Linked DNA regions of Homo sapiens: region 1 is linked to region 2. A link is a loop called in an ENCODE intact Hi-C map of the cell type or tissue named here. Cell type or tissue: dorsolateral prefrontal cortex. All regions are shown on one strand. Links, peaks and the distances in the headings refer to the core of each region. The heading gives the core; the rest is flanking DNA. Region 1 has its middle 6.7 kb from the start of SPATA8. Region 2 has its middle 61 kb from the start of SPATA8.

Region 1 (2,923 bases), core at 296-2,795, 55 kb after region 2:
GTGTCTGCCCCTTGATAAATCATTAGTACGTTTTTGATGAATAAATGCTATATTTTGTAGATCCTGGCTTTGTTTTTTTTTTTTTTTTGAAACGGAGTCTCGCTCTGTCGCCCAGGCTGGAGTGCAGTGGCACGATCTCGGCTCACTGCAAGCTCCACCTCCCGGGTTCACGCCATTCTCCTGCCTCAGCCTCCCGAGTAGCTGGGACTACAGGCGCATGCCACCATGCCCAGCTAATTTTTTGTATTTTTAGTAAAGACGGGGTTTCACCATGTTAGCCAGGATGGTCTTGATCTCCTGACCTCGTGATCCGCCCGCCTCAGCCTCCCAAAGTGCTGGGATTACAGGCGTGAGCCACCACGCCCAGCCAGTGTTTTATGTCCAAATAAAGACTCTAGTTATTGCCTCTTCTCTAAAACCCAATTTCAACTAAACCAACCAAAAACGTAAGTTTTAACCTACAATTCACTTTGATGATTTTTTTCAAAATATTTTAAACAACATTTTAAAAATTACTTTCAACGTAACTTCTCCTTTATAATAAGAGTAGGTAAAGTACAGAACATTCAGGTATTTTACTCAATGTGCAGACAGAGGTTCAGGAATTCACCTCTACTCTGTGTTGACCACACTAAATGTTGAGGTCGAAACCCACCCAACCTCAGTCCCCCTTAATTTATACCCTACCCCATTTAGGTGGCTTCCAATAAGAGTATATGTAATGACATGACTATAAAATACAAATTAAAATAACACATGTGCAAGAAAGGGAAGAGCGAGGGTCAACAAACAAATGTGAAATAGAAAATAGAAGAGTTACAGTTATAATAGTTAAGCCTCCAGGCTTAACTAGGCTAAAAGGGAATCATGGTTATTAATCTTAGGAGAAAAATTAAAACTTCCAGTTCTCAAGGGAAGTTGAATTTTTCCCTTCAAAGTCAAGTTCAAAGTGGTTGTTCCATGGAATCTCATCTAGGAGCACTGAATAGTGACAACAACAGTATTCTCAGCAACATTCTCCCAGCACAAGGTGGTGACGAGTTACTTATGGCTGATCTTGTCACTTCCTTATGACTTGGCTATGATCAGAATGTGAGTTATGATGGACTGGTTTTGACCAAACACAAATTTACAATCATCCCCTTTGGGCTCTGTGGTTGGTAGGCTCGTAGGTGGCCTTCTCAAGAATCCCTACTTCCTGGTGTTCGTGCCTTTATGTAATCCCCTCCCCTTGAGTGGTTCTGTGATTTGTTTCTAAGCCTTAGAATATGGCACAGATGATGGGATATTAATTTTGGGATAATGTTACATGAGGCTGTAACTTTCCTCTTGCTCATTTTGCTTGCAAACTCTATTGACTCTCCCTGAGCAGGCTCTGAGGAAGTAAACCTCTTTATGGAGAAGCCCATGTGACAAGGAACTGAAGGTGGCCTCCAGCCAACAGCCCTCGGTAAGGAAGTGAATCCTGCCCATGACACATGAGCTTGAAGGTGGATTCTTTCACAGTCGAGTCTCAGAAGATACTCCAGCCCTGCCAACACCTTCACTGTGGCACCAGAGACCCTGAGCCAGAGGACCCAGATAAGTCATGCCCAGATTCCTGCTCAACAGTAATGGTGAGGTATTAAATATCTACCTTCTTAAGCTGCTACATTTGTACTAATTTCTTATGCAGCAATAGGTAAATAATACACATTTTCAAAAAATTTAGAGCAGAGCATATGCTTTTTCCAGGCTGAATGGACCATCCAGGTGGGACTTGGGAACACTGCGTGGTGGTGTGTTTTCGGTTTTGGTCACTTTTCAATCTTTTGATTGTGATCTCTCATTCCCTCGTCAATACTGACATCAAATCTCAAGTAGAAAAGCCATGGTTAATATGGGAGTAACCTTGCCATGGAGTCAGAGTTATAAACAGAGGTATGATATGTGTGCTGAGATAATTAGAAAGTCATAAAAACTTAAGGGCAAAAGTGGAACATGTGTGTGGTTGGTGATATGATTTGGTTTTGTGTCCCCACCCACATCTCATCTTGAATTGTAATCCCATTGTCCCCACGTGTCCTGGGAGGAACCTGGTGGGAAGTAATTGAATCATGAGTGAGGTTCCCCTGATGCTGTTCTCCTGATAGTGAGTGCATTTTCATGAGATCTGATGGTTTTATGAGGGTCTTCTCACTTCTGTCGGCACTCATTCTCTCATTTCTTTTCTCTCCTGATGCCATGTGAAGGAGAACATATTTGCTTCCCCTTCCACCATGATTTTAAGTTTCCTGAGGCCTCTCAGCCATGCTGAACTGTGAGTCAATTAAAACTCTTCTCTTTATAAATTGTCCAGTCTCGGGTATGTCTTATTAGCAGTATGAGAATGGACTGATACATTTGGGCTTATGACAGGTGGCATGAAACATCTTCTGTGGGTCAAAGGCTCTCCAGGCATTTTGTCACACACACAAAAGCCAGTCTGTTTAAAAAACATATACACATGCAGACCCCAAAAGGGACTTTAGGTGAATATGTTCAGTATCGAGAAATAATCTAACTTTTGGAATAACAGATCTGGGATTAAATAAATTTTTCATTCGTTCATTCATTTAACGAATAACTTTTGACTATCTTCCATGATGAAGATAAAGGAGAAAAGAGATCCAGTCCTGCCCTCGAACTCACAGTCCAGCAGGGATAAGAGCTGTGACTATGTACTAAAGATATACTAGGTACTGGGCTACACCAAGAACTTGATACACATTGGCTCATTTGATTCAAAAAACAAAAGTTTGGTATTATCTCACTTTTACAGTTCAGCAAACTGAGGTTGAGAAGTCATCAAGCAAGTAAGTAGCAAAGCTGGAATTTGTAGAGTCTTTGGACTCTACCACTTGCTTTTGACCTCTGACTGCATTCTTCTTATGATAGTTTCTCA
Region 2 (2,923 bases), core at 230-2,729:
CGAAAACATGAAACCAGCCCAAATGCCCATCAATCAATGAGTGGATAAAGAAATTGTGGTATATGTGTACCATGTAATACTATTCAGTCATAAAAAGGAACGAAATAGTGGCATTTGCAGCAACCTGGATGAAATCGGAGACCCTTATTCTAAGTGAAGTAACTGAGGAATGGAAAACCAAACATCATATGTTCTCACTAAGCTATGAAGATGCGAAGGCATAAGAATGGTACAATGGACTTTGGGGCATTGGGGGAAAGGATAGGAGCGGGGCGAGGAATAAAACACTACACATTGGGTAGGTACAGTGTACACTGCTCTGGTGATGGGTGCACCAAAATCTCAGAAATCACCACTGAAGAACTTACTCATGTAATGAAACACCACCTGTTCTCCAAAAACCTATGGAAATAAAACATAAAAATAAAAAAAAAATAAAAAAATAAAAAGTAAAGAACTTATCTTTAGGTGGTACCAGGAACGGGCAAGACGGAGGCAGATGTGAGAGAAGTTAGAGAACACAGGCAAAGAAGGATAAGGACAAGTCAAAGAGTCCCCTAAGCTGTTGTTCCTAAGTTCTGTTTTATATTTTTTGCTGTGGTGCCATGAGGAGAAGCTAGTGGCTATATGAAACTTCACACCACACGGGACATCCAGCACAAACATTCTGGACCTCAGCAGACACGCTGGAACTTGCCACACAAACGTGGGGGCCACACACCTATTTAGAGCTAGTGTTTCATAGCCTGAGGGGAGGGGAACAGAGGGATCTGAGGAGAAGCTTCTGGAGAATGCCTGTATTTAAGATGTAGATAGAGAATTACTGGTCAGATAGAAAAATCTGAGGAGAGGTAAAGTTTTGAGACTGAGGGACAAGGAGTATTGAATGCCAAAGGGGATTCTAAAATGGATAATCGATGGGCCCTCATTCATTCATTGTGCTTTCAATAGTAACCCAATTCTACTTCTAGCCAGGATTGGTCTAATTAGGTGATGTGACTCTTCCAAGGGATCAAGTCCAAGCTCCATGCCTACTCAATGGTGCCAGATGTGGTGGGGAATAAAAGAGCTTCTTTCCCTTGGTAAACTGAAATTTCGATCAAATGAAAGAGGACATGAAATCGACTGCCACCATGTGCCAGCACCAGAAGTGCTATCAGATTCCAACAGTGCATTCACTGAGCGATGTAGTCATTCAGTAAATATATAGTAAGTATGTATCAAAGGCCTGCTGTGTATCGGGCTCTGGAGCAGGCAACGAGAATACAAGGCTAAAGATGGATATTCCCGGCACTTGGGAAGCTTAGAGTGCTACAGGGAAGACAGGCATTAAACAAATAAGAAAGCAATTATCCATGAATTACAATTCTGGTGAATTTCATGAAGAAGCAGTGCAAAGTGCTATCAGCGTATTGGAGAGGGATCTGGGTCTTTCTGGAGAGTCCAGGACATTTTCCTGAGAAAGAGACATTTAAGCTGATATTTGGGAGATGCATTACAGCAAAATTGTAGGAAGAAGAGGCAAAAGGAAAAGGGCCTAGAGACAAGAAGGACTATTTCTTCTTTGAATAATAGAAAAAAAGGTCAATAGGATGAAGCACAGAAAGAGAGAGGGGACAGAAGAAACTGAAGGGACAGTGAGGTGGTCAGGGTGATAGGACCCAGCAAGAATGCCAGCTTGAGTCTGGTCAACTTCAGCAGTGGAGAGCCATTGAGAGGTTTTAAACACAATCAGGTTTTGCTGCAGAATGAACAGTGAATGAGACGGTTATTATAATTGGGCTATTATAATATCTGAGGCAAGAGATGATGGTTGCTGGAAATACACAAATGTGAGCGATATTGAATGAGTCACATAAACCAGAATTGTGACTGAATATAAGAGCATCAGAAAGTGAAGATGGCGATGACGAGCGTCGGGTTTCTGGTAAAAAGTCAGGAGTTTCTCCCCTCCCCACCACCTCAAATGCCTTCCAATATACATAGAATAAAATCTAAAATCCTTGACGTGGACCTTCAACTCCCTCTATTTGCTGGCTCCAGACTCCTTCTCCAACTTGATTTTCTCCCTGCCTTATCCACATCTCTGCACATCCACTGCTGTGGCCTACGTGCTGTTCCTGAAGCACATGAGATACACAAGACACCAGAGAGACTGCAGATTCAGTTCCAGGCCACCACAATCAAGCAGATATTGGAACAGCAAGTCACAGAAATTTTTTGGTTTCCCAGTACACACAAAAGTTTTGTATATACTATAAATATATACATACTTAAGTGTATACTTACGTGTGCAATGGCAGTGTGTCTAAAAAGAAGAACATTAGATTAAATTAATTTAAAAATTAATTAATGCTGGTTACAGTGGCTCACACCTGTAATCCCAGCATTTTGGGAGGCCAAGGCAGGCAGATCACTTGAGGTCAGGAGTTTGAGACCAGCCTGGCCAATATGATGAAACCCCTTCTCCACTAAAAATAAAAAATTAGCCAGAAGTGGTGGCACATGCCTGTGGTCCCAGCTACTTGGGGGAGGCTGAGGCAGGAGAATTGCTTGAACCTGGGAGGCAGAGGCTGCACTGAACCGAGACTCTGTCCCCCCCAAAAAAAATTAAAAATAAAAATAAATTAACTAAAAGTACCTTTTTGCTTAAAAAATGCTAATCATCATCTGAGGCTTCAGGAGGTGGTAATCTTTTTCCCAGTCATAATCTTTTTTTCCAGAAATCATCATCTCTTACCTGGAATATTATAATAGCCCAATTGTAATAACCTTGCCTTGATGGTTGTGGCTGCTGACAGATCAGTGTTGTTATTGATGAAGGTTAGAGTGGCTGTGGCCATATCTTAAAAAAAAAAAAGATAACAATGAAGTTTACCTCATCATAAAAATATTTCTCTGTAGCATATGATGCTGTTGGATA

What was found. A loop is a pair of places that touch in the nucleus more often than their neighbours do. Peaks named below come from ENCODE experiments on the same cell type or tissue, not always from the same donor. Only the 100,000 strongest peaks of a DNase experiment are listed, where the experiment ranks them.
Region 1: a loop joins it to region 2, with 4 times the contacts of the local background. A loop is called at or near these places in 2 of 110 quality-filtered maps.

Annotation. Positions count from the first base shown.
Region 1 is chr15:96,788,721-96,791,643 of GRCh38, reverse strand. No RefSeq gene overlaps it. Among named protein-coding and RNA genes, the nearest start is that of SPATA8, 6.7 kb to the right of the region's middle. In dorsolateral prefrontal cortex, for the core only: no CTCF peak of the experiment used is centred there; a DNase peak (open chromatin) is centred at 1,450.
Region 2 is chr15:96,843,285-96,846,207 of GRCh38, reverse strand. No RefSeq gene overlaps it. Among named protein-coding and RNA genes, the nearest start is that of SPATA8, 61 kb to the right of the region's middle. In dorsolateral prefrontal cortex, for the core only: no CTCF peak of the experiment used is centred there; no DNase peak of the experiment used is centred there.